Linked DNA regions of Mus musculus: region 2 is linked to region 1. The links are chromatin loops, found by intact Hi-C in ENCODE. Cell type or tissue: heart. All regions are shown on one strand.

Evidence for each region. Peaks named below come from ENCODE experiments on the same cell type or tissue, not always from the same donor. Only the 100,000 strongest peaks of a DNase experiment are listed, where the experiment ranks them.
Region 2: a loop joins it to region 1, with 7 times the contacts of the local background. A loop is called at or near these places in 2 of 42 quality-filtered maps.

What each region holds. Positions count from the first base shown.
Region 1 is chr1:130,346,541-130,354,540 of GRCm38, forward strand. No RefSeq gene overlaps it. Among named protein-coding and RNA genes, the nearest start is that of Gm41951, 48 kb to the left of the region's middle. In heart, a CTCF peak has its summit at 3,948 (motif pointing left); no DNase peak of the experiment used is centred here.
Region 2 is chr1:129,843,111-129,851,110 of GRCm38, forward strand. The region is part of intron 12 of Thsd7b (thrombospondin, type I, domain containing 7B); the gene reads left to right. Among named protein-coding and RNA genes, the nearest start is that of Gm36347, 230 kb to the left of the region's middle. In heart, a CTCF peak has its summit at 501 (motif pointing right); no DNase peak of the experiment used is centred here.

The sequences.
Region 1 (8,000 bases):
GGAACACAGGGCCCCCAATGGAAGAGCTAGAGAAAGTAACCAAGGAGCTAAAGGGGTCTGCAACCCTATAGGTGGAACAACAATATGAACCAACCAGTCCTCCCGGAGCTCGTATCTCTCGCTGCATATGTAGCAGAAGATGGCTTAGTCGGTCATCAGTGGAAAGAGAGGTCCCTTGGTCTTGCAAACTCTATATGCCCCAGTACAGGCGAACACCAGGGCCAAGAAGTGGGAGTGGGTGGGTAGGGGAGCAGAGCGGGTGGGGGGGTATAGGGAACTTTCGGGATAGCATTTGAAATGTATATAAAAATAATAATAAATAAAAAAATTTAAAAAAAGAATCCATACCTCTTGAAGAGTATTTGAGTTCCGTTCTCAGCACCCATGTGGAGAAGCTCACAGTCACCTGCAACTTCAGCTCCATGGGGATCTCATGCCTCTGATCTCAACACTTAGCCTGCACATACCACACACCGACACACAGAGACATACAGAGCAATAGAATAAATATTTTTCTATTATTATTATTTCAATAGTAAATACTCTTGTATCATGCCATAGAAATTTCTGTCTGAACCAACCCAAACTGATTATTTCATACTCATATGTCCAACTCTGGGACTCAAAATGGGTAGCTTAAGTCAGCAGTGCTTTCTGAAGGTTCATACATTCTCCCACTGTAAGAGTTCGACAGTCATTCACACTTATAAGATTGTGTGCATGCAGAGTTCAACATGGATAAATGCTTGCCTTGCTTCTTGAGACAAATGATGCTTTTGAACAAGGTCCATTCTACTGCCCTATTCCACCCCATATCTTATTCTTCTAAGTCTCAAGAATTCTAGAAGAGCATGGTCATTAGTCAGAACAATGATGGTTACGAGTAGGTCATGCCAAGGTGGAGATAGAGGCCGCAGTCATGCAACCATGTAGCTATAGACCAAGGAACAAAGCTGCCAGAAGCTGGAAGTGGAAAGGAAGAGCCCTCCCCACCCCCCACCCCACCTCCACCCCACCCCCCCACCCCACCCCCCACCCCCCACCCCCGCCTTCAGATGATTCATGAATCTATCTGTTGACATCTTAACACCTTGTCCCCACAAGTCTTCAGTGAATAAGTCCTTAAGCCACTATGTTTTGGATCATTTGTTATTGTAATGCTAGCAAAGAAATTGAAAACGTAACAAGAAAGTTTCCACTATGGATAGAAATGCCATCTTTCACAAATGCATTCCTTTGCTTCAAATGCACAATGATTTCAAATTAAATATGGCAGAATCCTTTGAAAAGGGGTTGTATTGTAGAAAATCAGTGTTTGACATTATGGACACTGGAATTGGAGGTCTTGAGGTCTTAGATGTGCCAAGGAGCACTAAATACTATATAACTCTAATCCTAAAAGTCTCAACAGAACCACCTCTTAACACCAACTTGACTTGGGAGACTGTGCCACTTGTCTGGCATTTGTCAGAGTTCCTGATATAGGGAAACCAGGCTCTTCCCTATATAAGGGCCTTGCTGCCTCTAGGGTCATCTGTGAAGCTTGACCCCATACTCATCTCAGAGCATGTGCCTTTTGCAATGAAATGAGTCTGCTACATGGCCAATGAACAGAGGTAGCTCCATTCACTTTCAGACCACTACACAGGTGTCCTGAACCCATAGTTCCTTATCAAAATGTCCCTGAGACTGTTTTCAGAAGCTCCTGTGGAATTTTCCTCTAGGCCCATGCCCTCTGTTGAGTGAAGAACATTCTCAGTGTGCATATTCCTCCTGTTGGTTTTGATGAATGTACAAGGCACTCTGAATGACAGCTTGGGCATGGAGATGAGGAGAGGAGTCTGGCTAGGTCCCAGGGTGCACCTATTCTAGCAGCACTTCAGTTTTGGAGAAAGTCTTTGGTAGTTCGAACCTCAAACATGGCCTCCTGGATCTTTACAGAGGTGCAGCTCCCAAAGCAGGGTGATTGAGCATGTGTTCTTTTTAAATTTTATTTATGTATTTGCTTTACATTTCAATATCAGCCTCAGCCCCCCCCTCTACTCCCAGTACCCCCTCACACAGGTACTCCCCCATCGCTTCCTCCCCTCGTCCTCTGAGAGGGTGGAGCCCGTCCTGTGTCACACCCACCTACCCATCCACCCCACCCCACCCCACTCCATCCCATGCTCATGAAGTCACTGCAGGACTAGGTGCATCCTCTCCCACTAAGGCCAGACAGGGATGCCCAGTTAGGGGAGTGGGACCCATAGGCAGGTAACAGATTCGGGAACGACCCCTAGCTCCAGTTGTTGGGGGACCCCTATGAAGACCTGATCTATAAGTCAAATATTTAGGAGAATTGAATGTTATCCTTTCATATACATTTCTTCCCTAGACCCAGAGAACTCAGCTTGGCCCTGATTCAGAGGTGTGGTGGTTTTAGAACAGTCTGTGAAGGTAGAATATTGGACAAGCAGCCATTCACCAAAGAGGACATAAGAACAGGATCCCAGCCTGGAAATGGGCACAAGAGTGAAAGAGACTTGGTACTATGGTTGGTATTAATGTCAACTTGCCACATGTTAGGATCACTAAGTAGGGAACCTCATTTAAAGAGTTGTCCTGATGCAAGAGAGGACAATTGCCCTAATTGCCTTGATTTATATTGGTAGCAGACAATATTTAAAAAAAAAAAAAAAAACTATTTCAAAAGGAATTGTAAGTAAAATAAACCTTCTCCTCCTCGTGTTGCTTTGATCATGGCTATATCACAGCAAAGGAACCCTAACTAAGACACATGGTAAGGACTTGACCATAGAATGTATAAACTACGCCAAGGGTGAAAATGACTGCATTTCAGAAAATAGACACAGGCTCCCCATCCCTGATGGGCTTCATGGTTTTGAGCTATAGTTTCCAGAAATGTAAAATTGGGGATAATTAAGCAAAGAGATTTATGAGACTTCAGAAAGGAATGAACCAGAGCCAAACAGGATTCTATTACATTCAACTGTCTTTGTTCTGACAAGAGACCAGGTCTCTTCTAGAATCTATAGTCAAAATCTACAGATATCTGCCTTCATATGTAGGGCCCACCTAGATAATTCAGAGTGACCTTACCTCAGAATCCTAGCGTAATTGTGACTACAAGGATATGTTTGTAAAATGAGGTCATGTTTATACATTCCAGGTGGCTGCATCTTCTGCAGCAACTGTATGACTCTGCAATAACAAATTCTGCTATTTAGGTAACACTCTGCTGTGTACCCATAAACTGAATGCCAGCTTGCTGCAAACAGAAGGCAAGGGGAACTGTAAGCCTTGGTGTGCCCATGTGACCTATGTCTATGTCATAAGTATTGCTCTAGAATTTCAAACCCTCCATGAAAGTTGAGCATTGTTCCCATGGGAAATGAGCTTCAGTTGTAGTCAGGAAGTGAGAAAGGCGATGCAGACAGCAGGAGAGAAGGCTGTAACAGCTCTTGGTCTTAGCAAAACCAAAGCACAGTAGAGGAAAAAAAATATCACATTGTATCTCAAGCATTCCAATAGAATAAACTTCTGAACCAAAATAAATTCTTTTCATTTTCACAAAAGCAAAGAAATGGGGAAAAAGATAATTCCTGCCCATTAAATCAAATGTGTTAAAATTGCATATTGTCATAGTACCACTGCATGGAAGACATTAATATTCACATGTACTATATATGTGGGACCTTATAGCCCTGAAATATCTTGGCAGAACCTGCAACTAGTACAAAAGAATTGATGCACAGATGCTCAACCTTCCTAGGTCTTCCACGCCCTGAACTGAATACAGAGGGGCTCTCATCCCCACAATGGCTGCCCCAACAGAACTGATGTCTTTCCCCTGCTTTGGAATGAGCTGAGAAGCATTTTCATCAGCTGCAGGACAGCCAGAGCTGAGAAAAGACATTTCTCTCTGCTTACACTACAATGCCACCTAGTGGTCAATAGCTGAGGGCTGAGGCTAGCATTTTTTTTTTTTTTTTTTTTTTTTTTTTTTTTGCTTGTTTGTTTTTCTTTTGTTGTTTAGTAGTGCTAATTTATGGGTAGGTAAATTTTGCTTTTTAAAGCTGCAAGTCTGTATCTCCACTAAATGTCCTATACTGGCTCCGTTAACCAATGTCCTCTGTACCCCTCTGTTACATATGAATTACTCCTGCTCATCTTCAGCTGTAGGAGCATAATTTCCAATGTCGGGTAGATAAAATCATAAAAAAAAATTCTCCCCAAATTACCACCCTATGAAGATGTCTCTTTTAATATGAAGAACATTTCAGAGGCCAGTTTAAATAAAAACTGGCCAATATAGGCATATAGGCCTGCTTTGATACCTGAAAGATGACATGCAGTCTTTCATACATGAGAACATAACTCAAAGCTACTGTACATACTCAGGGAACATGAGCTGAGGCTGCTGCCGGACAAAGTCAGCCACCAGCAGTGGACTCAACTCATATTCTGTGGGCACCAGCATTACCAAGTCAGTTCTCTCCTGGGTCTCTGTGTAAACCATGGAGCAGGAGGGGCAAGACTACCAACCCATCATAAACACACATTCTGAGCCCAGCCCCATCTAGCTGTTGAAAGCCTCTTTCTTCCCTGAGAACCGGCTCTCGTAGTATCTGAAGGTTCTGTGCAAGCTGTCAAGGACAATCACAAGTAATAATCCTACTTAGCTGTAGATCACAATGACCAACATGGTAAGATAACATCAAGAACACAGTAGTAGTAGTTATTTCCTGGGGGTAATTAACAGGTAGCAAATTGGACTTAAGTTCCATTCAGTAAGATAGAAGTCATGCCAGGTACTGCAGACCTAGACAATTACCTGAGGCTGGTACAGCCATGAATTCTAGGGGAGATCCTACTACCAAGTCTTGCTTGGCCATGTAAGGGACAGAATGACATAGTTCCTGCCCCTGGAATAGAGCCATCAGGGATATATATATATATATATATATATATATATCCTCCTTTCAGAAATATTCTCTCTGATAAAGTTATCAGGAAATGTTCCCCCTGATAAGATTAATGATTCCATGATAACCACAGCCAATGTAAGTCCAGGAGGCAAGGGTGTGTCTACTGTTTTAGGAAAATGGTAAATGCTGTGGCCTTCAGGACAGTCCTTAAGGCTGTGGGAAAGAAGTCTAGAAACATGAGTTCAGAAATATATAATTTCTCAACTATGCAAAATATAAGGATGCAATATGAATTATAAGAGAAGTTTCATGAACCTAAAAGAACAGAAGAAGTTGCACGATGAGCCAGGTTGTCAGATAGATCCAAAGGCAGGCAGATTCCTGAGTTTGAGGTCAGCCTGGGACAGAGCTAGTTTGGGTCCCTGTTTGGTAGGAATGATAATTTCAGGCCAGAGTCCCAACCAGCTAACTTATTGTCTGTGCTTAGCAAAGGCAGTAAGATCTCTGAATTCTTTTGCAATGTAAAAAACAAAACAAAACAAAACAAAACAAAACAAACAAACAAACAAGCAAGCAAAAACCAAGAACTTTGCTCTCTCCTTCTAAGAATCCAAGGACTAAGGTCATGGGATGCTGATGCAGGAGATAATCAAAAGGGAACTGGATTGATATGTAAATGGTGGAAGCCTGGGCTTTTGATTTGCAAGAGATGAACTATCCAGAGAGTTTTTAGAATAGCAAGAGAAAGCAGAACACAGAAAGAGCTATCTGGAAAGCTGTCTCCAGCAGAACAAGGGCAGTCAACTTCTAACCCACAATTTGATGTCAAGTTGTTTGTTTCATGACTCCCAAATATCCCTTCTCTCAGAAACCCCTCTCCAAACTGAGGCTGGTCTTTGGCAACCTACTACTACTACTACTTTCATAAATCAGTGTATTTTTCTAACTGCTTTCTAAATATATATCCTTATACCCACAGATAAGTGTAGCTCTCACCCCTCATCAAGGAGCTTATTTTACAGCAGACAGAGACCCTAACAAAAAATCCATAACTAGTCAAAACATAAAGAACAACTGACTCTGCAGTCATTCCCAGTTGATACATCTGCAGCACAAGCCCTGCTCCTAATGATCAGAGAACAACACAGAAGAAATGGTGGTAAGAGTATAAAAGCCAGTAGACCAGGGCATCTTCTATGAGTTCATCTTCTATATGTCAGGAAGATGCACCCATGAAAGCTTAGCAGTGCAATGACCTAAGCAAGATCTGCACAGTGACAAAAATCAGTTGCTATCCCAACATTCCAGTGTTGTCAGAGAAAGTCTCAGAAGGCCTCACTCCTAAATGAAGAGCTACTGCCAGTTAATGTCTGTTACAAGAAAAGAATCATCCTTCCCTAGGGACAAACCCCTGGGTGGGTTATCCGATCCCAAGTGACCAGCCTTAAACATAGAGAGATGCACAGAACTAAATGGCCTCAGCAGGCTGTATTTATATACACATATGTATAAATGGGTATAGTGTGTGTGTGTGTGTGTGTGTGTGTGTGTGTGTGTGTGTGTGTAATAATTGAATAAAAGTTCATAAGTTTAAGACAGAATAGGGGGAGTCACAAGAGGAATTAAAAGGGGAAGAAGATGAAGTAGAAATGATGTAAATGCAGTATTCACATATGAAATTATTAAAATTAATAAAGTAAACACAATAAGTAAATACTATTGGGCCCTTTTTCATCTATGCGTAAGTGATAGATTGATAGATAGATAGATAGATAGATAGATAGATAGATAGATAGATAGATAGATAGATAGATAGATGATAGTGAGAGAACCTAGTGAGGAAACCCCCACTCAACTCCTGATTCAGTGTGCACCCAAGAATCACGAACAAACAGACCGTCTTGATGTAAATACACGCAGTAGTTTAATGGCGGAGCTCCAGGTCGAAATGTATCTCATGCAGGAGACAGTGGATCGACCACGAGGCTTGGAAGCTAGGGTTTTTTATAGAAAAGGGTCTGGGGCTGGGGGAGGAATTGGCGCCGTTTCACATGATTGGTTCATTTAAACATCAGCAGGGAGGAATTGGCACGGTTTCACATGATTGGTTCATTTAAACATCAGCAGACTGTACATGCAGATAACATTTAACTTAGGTCAGAAAGGCGGGAGATAGGGAGGCACCGGGCCAGTCCAGGCATGTCATTCTCTTTGTCTTTAGGGCCAAGCAGCCTCAGGAATGTCTTAACAATGGGCCTGCCTGGGCATGTCCTGGCCTGTTCTGCTATGTTCTCAGCCCTAGGTTTCAAAGCTCACAAACAACTCTTTGGGCTATTTGACATAAATTACATGAATCACAGGTCTCAAGTTTTATTTTCTTTCAATAGATAATTTTGTCTCACAGTCAAAAGGATCTATCTGCTGGTCACAGGGCACAGCCTACCCTATTGATTTTTCCAGTTTCTAGAGGTGCCTGCCCTCAAAATCTTGAATCTTCTCTCATCTCCAAAACCAGCACCATCAGTCCAGCCCTTGCAACACTGCTCTCTTGTTGGCTCAGTTTTCATTCTCTTCCTCATTGCGAAGAACTCTTAGAATTACATTCAGCCCACTTAGATGATCCAGGAAAATATGAACATTCTTATTTTCAGGGTGCGTGATTATCAGTCTTAATTCCATTTGCTTCTTTAGCTCCCCATTATCAAGCAGAATGTAATATAACCATGAGACCCAAGGTTAGGGCCTGAGCCTCTTTGTGAGTAGGGTGAGGCACTAGGAACCTCCCTAGGTTTTCACGAAGCCTCACATTTAAGTGGCAGCATCAAGAAAGGTCCCTGCATTGGACTTGGCTTCAGATTGGCTCCTTAACCTCCTTAACAACCCTAAGGAAGGGAGATGTAGCCCAGACTTGGCCAGAGAAACAGGTCTTTCCTTACCTGTTCCCTCACCTTCCTCACATGCTGCAGCGAGGTTCAGACATCTAACGCACCGTCTACCTTCACTGTATACAAAGCCACCTTTAATAGTAGATAGTGCAGAGTCAGATAGTTGAAAGTGTAAATTGCAGGT
Region 2 (8,000 bases), 500 kb before region 1:
ATACTTTCCTTTTGCTGTGATACGTTTAGACTGACATATGTTTTTACACCTGCTTGCTCTGCCTTTACATTTTCTAATATACTTATGTCTCTCTTTTTCCCTGTGAAAACTGTTTTGTCCAGATTGTAAATAAATACGGGTTTTAGCTATGTCTTTTTAAACTTGAGCACATTTACAGAATGTTTGCAAGGACCATTTTAAAACAGGAATACTTATGTGGATATCATCTAGAGGTAGAACTTTTGCTTTCTACCAGACAGGAGGCCATGTTCAATCTTCTACACCAAGAGAAAACACACACACACACACACATCACAGAGAGATTAATGTTGTCTTACACTTTTGAAATCAAGAGCACCTTAAAATTCCTTTCCACCACTGTACTTTCTGTCCACCTTGACCTTACTCTATCAGATGTTAGCGTTCAAGTCTTAGAAGCCTTCCTGGTTCACTTGTGCTCACAGATGAACTACCTTAAAACCTGGCTTTTGCAAGAGAGACCACTAGGGGTCTCCCTCTCTGTGAACTCTATGTGATATCAGTCAAGATTCACTCAAAGGTGCTTCTATCTCTTGAAAGGGAGTCTGATGGTCCTTCCTTCCATCTCAACCATCCAGAGACAGCCCCACCCGTGGATCCATCCCATAAACAACCACCAAAACCAGACACTATTGCATATGCCAACAAGATTGTGCTGACAGGACCCTGATATAGCTATCTCATGTGAGGCTATGCCAGTGCCTGGCAAATACAGAAGTCGACGCTCACAGTCATCTATTGTATGGAACGCAGGGCCCCCAACGAAGGAGCTAGAGAAAGTACCCGAGGAGCTATAGTTGTCTACAACCCTATAGGAGGAACAACAATATGAACTAACCAGTATCCCGCCCCCCCCCCTCCCCACCAAAGCTTGTGTCTCTAGTTGCATATGTAGCAGAGGATGGCCTAGTCGACCATCAATGGGAGGAGAGGCCTTGGTCTTGTGAAGATTATATGCCCCAGTACAGTTGAACGCCAGGGCCAGGAAGCGGGAATGGATGGGATGGGGAGCAGGGTAGGAGGAGTCTATAGGGGACTTTTGGCGAGGAAAGTAGGAAAGGGGATAGCATTTGAAATGTAAATGAGAATATCTAATAAAAATTACAAAAATAAGAAAGAAAGAAAGAAAGAAAGAAAGAAAGAAAGAAAGAAAGAGAGAGAGAGAGAGAGAGAGAGAGAGGAAGAAAGAAAGGGAGTCAGAATATTGGGAGGCAGAGATGCAAGCAATGCAAGCACGGTCATCATTCTCTGCCTTGCAAGCTCTGTGTCTGCAGGTTCATCTTCAAGTGGCTATGAAGAACGACAACAGACAAAATTGAGGTTTCCTACCTCAGCCTTCCTAGTAGGTAGGATTACAGGAAGCAGCCCCAAGGCCTGATGGTAACTCTTTTGTGGACTTGAATCTCATCAAGAATATTTTTCAGTAAATTATTTTCCTTTTAAAACTGCCATGCAAGGCATCTTGCATTTATGTCATTTGATTTTTTTAAAGCATAATATTTTATTAATTATTTGGAAATTTTACATAAGGCAACCCAATCACATTCACTTCCCAGAACTCCCAGGACCACACCTGCCCCTTGTAATCTTCCCCCAAACAAAAGAAAAAGAGGAATAAAGACTATTTCTATGAGTTTTGTTATTTATTTTACAAATACGTTCCCAGCTTAATATTTCTCTTCTAGCTTTACTGGCATATTATAAGCTTGTAAAAAACTGGCAGCATTCAGAACCTGATATACATAGCAGAAAGCTATGTGTCAGTTTTTACCCTGTGGTTTCCATATTAGATGTGGTAATAGACAAATCCCATTTGAGACGATGATCATATGTAACAGTGCTTTATTCTTGGGAATATACTTTGAAAAAGGACAGATTCTGTATAATGTTTTCCCCAAGTAGTCATCCCTACCACCATTCCATAGTTTATTAAATATATATTTATTTGTATCTTATGTGTCTTGAATGCTTACATGTGCACACACACACATGCACACAAACACACACACACACACACACACACACACACACACACACACTCATGACCTGGTGTCCATAGAGGCCAGAAGATGGCATCAGATCCCCTGGCATTAGGGTTAGAAGTTGTTGTGAAACACTTCTTATGGGCACTGTTTACTGAATATGGGTCCTCTGCAAGGGCAGCAAGTGCCCTTAACTGCTGAGGCTTCTACTCCATGACTTTAAAAGACTTTTGCCATGTGACTCATATAAAGTATCATACTAAGTCTTAGTATATTTGAACCATGTTTTTGTAAATCAATGATTTGACAATACACCTCACAATCTAGAGGGGCAATCTTTTACAATCTCACACATAGTATAATTATGTATCTTTATATGTGAAATTTTAATTTAATTTACTTTTAATGTAACTCTTAAATCTTGGTATCATGTTTACTACACAGTTCTTTGGTATCATCTCAGATTTTTTTTTATTATTATTTTGTAAAGCAAATTTCTTGTGGAGGATTTATCTAGTGGAACTACATTTATAATGATAATTTTCACAGATCTGTTAGGGGATATAATCTTTGAGTAGCCTGCATGTGTTTAAAAAAAAACCTGATCACAGCCTGTATTTTCATATTTTCAGTGAGCCATTAGAGATAAGAAACCAAAGTCCATAAGGAAAGCTAAATTATTGATTTTACAACATCCCACTCTTCATTTTTATTCCAAAACTAATATTTGACATTTTAGCCAGAAAAAAATATAAAATGCATTATGAAGTCACCCTAGCCAGTTCTCTGATGTATTTATTCCACATAGTCTTTTTTTAATAAACCATTTCCCCGAGTATTGAAAATATTAGGATCTCTATAAGCTCATTCTTTAGCTGAGAAATTACTACTGGGGAAAACAGTGGTCAGTGTATGATATGATGTTTCCGGGTGGCAAAAGAGTTGGGAAAGGTTATTGGAGAGAGAAAGAATCCTGGGCAATGCCCCTTACTCCTTAGGGCATAATTAGTACTGTAGCTATTTTTTAATTACTTTATTTTATGGGTATAGCTGTTTGACAGTATGTATGTCTGTGTACCACATATATGCAGCGCCTGTAGTCTGGCATCAAAGAAGGCATCAGAAACCCCAGAACTGGAGTTACATGCTGTGAGCAGTCAATTAATTGGGTGCTGAGAATTAAATCTGGGCCCTCAGGAAGAGTGTTCAGTGCTATTAATTTCTAATCCATATCTCTATAGAAGCCTAATTATGGCTTCTTAATTCTCTGGTTTGGTAGGTTCTAATATAACCTGTTTTCCAAGAATAAAAGGAAAATCATGGAGAGAAATGGGCAGCATTTAGAGGTTGAATTGAAATCATTTATAAATGTGATTCTTATCCAAGGAGGGCATTGGGATTTAAGTGCATCAGGAGGGTTTTCCTAGGTTGATAGAACACATTTGTCTCTTCCTTTATGTATGTGGGGAATTGCTCAAATATTTTGATGCCTGTGATAAGAACATTCCTATTACTGTTATCTTCTCTATTTTTCCTTCCCAAGACTAATCTGAGCTATCAAATCCATTCCTATGCTAACAAAATTATTTTCATGACAATTAGGTGACCACATGGTAGTTGATGAGGCAATTTCTCTTGAGCTCTATGAGGATATGCTGTGACTATATGTCCTCAAGTTGCCTAACCCAAGGAGGTACTTTCTGAAACATGGTAACTGTGGTCCTGTATTAGAGGATAATTTGACATTAATGTAAAACAAAACAAAACTCAAAAATCCCATAAGGACTCTGGAATAACCCTATTGTTCATTAAGTGTTGCCAGAAAAAAATAAATAAATCACAAATCTTTGGAGTATATAACCATTTTGAGGATGCACAATATCAGACTTTTTGAAGCTGGCTTCTATGTAACCATGACCGACCAGGATGAGTTCTCAGTTAGACACTGTAAATTGCCTCATATGAGCATTTAATATTTTTATCTTCTGTACAGTAGGCTTATGACTGACAGAGGCCCCAATTCCTTACATACTGGAAACTCTAAGGTTTGTATTTTTGCTTCAGACAAGACATCTATTTGTGGTTCCATGATGACACCTTGGCCTCCCTTCCCTAGTGCTGGCTTCAAATTCAGGTCTCCTTATACATGAGGATATGATTCATGGTTTAGGCTTAAGGAAGCATAGGCTCACAAGAACTATTCCTTAAAATGGCTGCAAAGTTCTAGGAGTCAGTGCTTAATGCACTACTTGGGGGTGTCATCTTTGACCCTGCCATTGCATGAGTTTACATCTATTACCCATGCCAGGAGTTGCAATGGTAGGACCAGGCTTATTCCAAATACATCAAACTGACCAAAAGAATACCTTCTACCCTGGAAGGAAAAAGCAGGCCACTGGTATTGAAAAGAGAGGGGAGTCTACCCTGGGCCACAGTGTTATCAGAAATTCAATATCCACCACTATTCAGATTTCTATACTCCTTTCTAGCAGTGGCAGCAAAGGATTTAGGATCTATCACAGTGGTTTTGAGGTTTGTTTCTAAGCATAATAGGTGTGTGTCACTAAATCTACCTTCTAAGCCCCCAGTTCTCTAGTTTTCTCATGTCTCACACAGGAAACACTTCTCAAGGAGGCTTTGGAGATGAAATGTCATCATCATGAAAAGTGACAGTGTGTATGTCTAAAAATAAGCATTGCTGGGTAGAATTGTATAATGTAAATGACTTACCACTATCTTGCTTTGGAACTTAAAACATTTTCCCAATTTCTGATAACCTCTTAGAAGATTGCTCTATGTAGTTTCTGTCTTTTAAGAATAGTCACCTTCAAATAGGGACTTTTAAAGAAAAATAACATGCCAGGGGCATGCTTCAGTGGGCAGAGTGCTTGCTGCATATCACAAGGACCTGAGTTCAAATCTTTAGCAGTGACATAAAAGGCTATATATATGCTCCTATAATTCCAGAGCTGGAGAGACCAAGACCATGATCCCAGAAACTCACTGGTAAGCCAGTCCAGTCTAATGTGTGAGTTCTAAATTTACTGTGATACCCTGTCTCAAAACTTAAGGTGGTGAAATGGTTCATAAGGCAAAGAAGGGTTCATCAAGCCTGGTGGTCAGAATTCCAGCCTAAGAGCTCACACGATACATTGGGAGAACGGACTCCTTATGCATTGTTCTCTAACCTCCATACATGTTTAATCAAAATGGAAAAGCATCCAGAAAGGTGTGCTCGTGTTGGCACTGAGATTTATCTAGTCTTTGGCCAAGGAAATAACATTAGGGAAGGTTTTTGTTTCTGTTTGTTTGTTTGTTTGTTCATGCATTTTTGTTTGTTTTTATTTTCCTTCATTGTATCTTATTAATTTTTAGTTAATTATCATTGATATAGATCATTAGGAACTGAGTGAGTGAAGTATGAAGACCAAAGTCAAGGCTGCAATTGTACAAGAAACCAAGGCTATGCTTATCCTATCTCAGTGCAAGCAGAAATCACAATGAATACACCAACCATCTAAAAGATGGGGAAATTGTGCTGCATTTGAATCAGAGCCTTTATCTGAATACACTTCTTTTTCTTCCTTTGATAAAACTCCTCATCCTAATCCTCATGTGCAATGCCCAAGTCTCACAACAGCTCCTCTGTGACTCCTTCCACAATTCACCAAAAGAACCAGTGCATTGGGTCCCTCTACTCCTGGCTCCATTACTTCCCTGTAGAGGATGCTTCTGCAGTCATGTGCTGGCTCTTTGTGAGCTTGTGTGCTCTTTAGACCACTCAGCTTCACTAAGCCTCTAGTGTCTCATCTTTAGAAGAGCAACAGTGACAATGCATGTGCCCCAAGTAACTGTGAGATAAATGAGGTTAGTTATGGATGACCTTGACTTTCATAAGGAAGTCAGCTCATATTTAGTCCTTAAGTTACAGTTTCTTCATTATCTTCTTCCCAAGTCTTTGGATAAACAATTTTTTTTTTCATTTTAACACTTAACATATTCTGTAGAGTTGATCTTACATCTCATATAAGGTGTGGATTATAAAAGTTTTCTACTCTTTTTGCATACTGTGGACCTAACTAGCAAATAGTGTATCTTCTGAGGTGAATGAATCTGAAATATCTTTTGAATATAATAAACTAGCAATTATTATTCATACTTTATACTCTGATTACAAGAGTCATGCATACACATTTTGAACTCTTACACGAATGTCTGTTCGTGTCAATTATTCTTCATGCCCCTGGTTACCTGCTTGAGAAAGGATGAAAATGATATCATGATACTAAACAAAGATAATAAATCTGTGGATATCTTGTCATCTAATCTAGAAGGGATGGAAATATTCTATCACATGGTCACCTGAACCAGAAGGGACAAGAATGCACCATCATGATATTGAATACAATTAACTTCTTCATGTGGAAATACACATGTAACTCTGGCTTCATTGGTCTGGTACACGAACCATGCAGGCAAACAGCCACAGGTACCATGAGAATCAGATAGCGTCCCTGTATCATCTCATAAGAAGGGATGTATTTGTTGCTTTTCTGTTGCTGTGAAAAAATAAGATAACTACAAGCAACGTAGAAGAAATGAGGGGGTCAGTTCAGCTTCCAGTTCCAGATGGGGGGAATAGTCCATTATAACAGGAAAGGAATGGCAGAAAATGTGTGGAATAGTCCATTATAACAGGAAAGGAATGGCAGAAAATGCCAGCTTGCCAGTCAGGAAGCAGGGAGATCCCATTTCCCCAGGATGCAAGAAGCAGAGAGAGAGAACAGGAAGTAAGCCCAGGCTATGAAAACCTTAGAATACACCCCCAGTGACCTACATCCTCCAGCAAGGCTCTGCCTCCCAAAGGCTCTGTGACCTCCCCAAACAGGACAACCTCCAACAGGGGAAAATATATGCATGGGGAACATTTCTCATCCAAGCCATCACAATGGATTTGTCTGACATAAGGTGTCTGAAAGAGAATAACAACTGGAAAATCAGGCCCTCAAGGCTTTCACATGAACACTGAGATAGTGCATGGCACCTCCCTTTCAACACCCACCCAAGAAGTACAAATGCACCAACCATATTGTGTTGTTTTAGTCCATGCTGAATTTCATGGCGTATAAATTCTTGTCCAATCTAAGCACATCTGTTCATGGTAATTAACTTCTGTGCCTTGTGAGCAGAAAAGCAGAATCAGCTATACAGTAAGACGCACTGGCTTTATTTCTGTTTGTCATAATGATTCATTGAGGCATTATGGGGAAGCAGATGCTTTTTATGCACTCCAAGACTCTGCATCACGGCAGCCCGAGTGCTGCCATTACTCCTCATACGTTGAATTAAGCAGGGTTTTAAGGTTGTAGAGCATTAAGGTTGTCAAGTGTTAATACCACTGTGGGAACATAATTTTGAAACCTTAAAAAGTCTTTGCTCATTCCAAAACTTAACTTCCTTTTCTTCCCTGGTGGAGGGTCATAATTTAAGCTCTAATCCTGAACTTGAGTGGAAGCTTTTATAAAGTTACAAATCACTGGGCTGGAAGTTCCTGTGAAAATTTAATTTTAGTTCACCATCTACCACCTTCTCTGTCAAAGACTGGTAATAGCAATTCCCTAGTAGGCTTGCAGTTATGGTTAAAATGAAATCATGAGAAGAGCACATAGCAAAGAACCAGTCGTGTAGTGATGGCCATTGCTTGAGGAAGTCACTGTGTTTGCCCTAACTTCTATCTACTGTTGTGTTTAGTCCTTAATAAATTCTATGAGGTGGATACAATGATTATGCTCATTCTACGTATGTAGTATGTATGTATGTATGTATGTATGTATGATGGAATTGATATTAGAGAAATTAACTTAAGCAAACTTTATTTCTTGGGAAAGTATGGAACCAGTCCTCAAACCCAATTACCTTGAGTCCATGGCTGGTTTCCTACATGCCTTTCATTGGCATTAGTTGAAAACTCTGCCCATA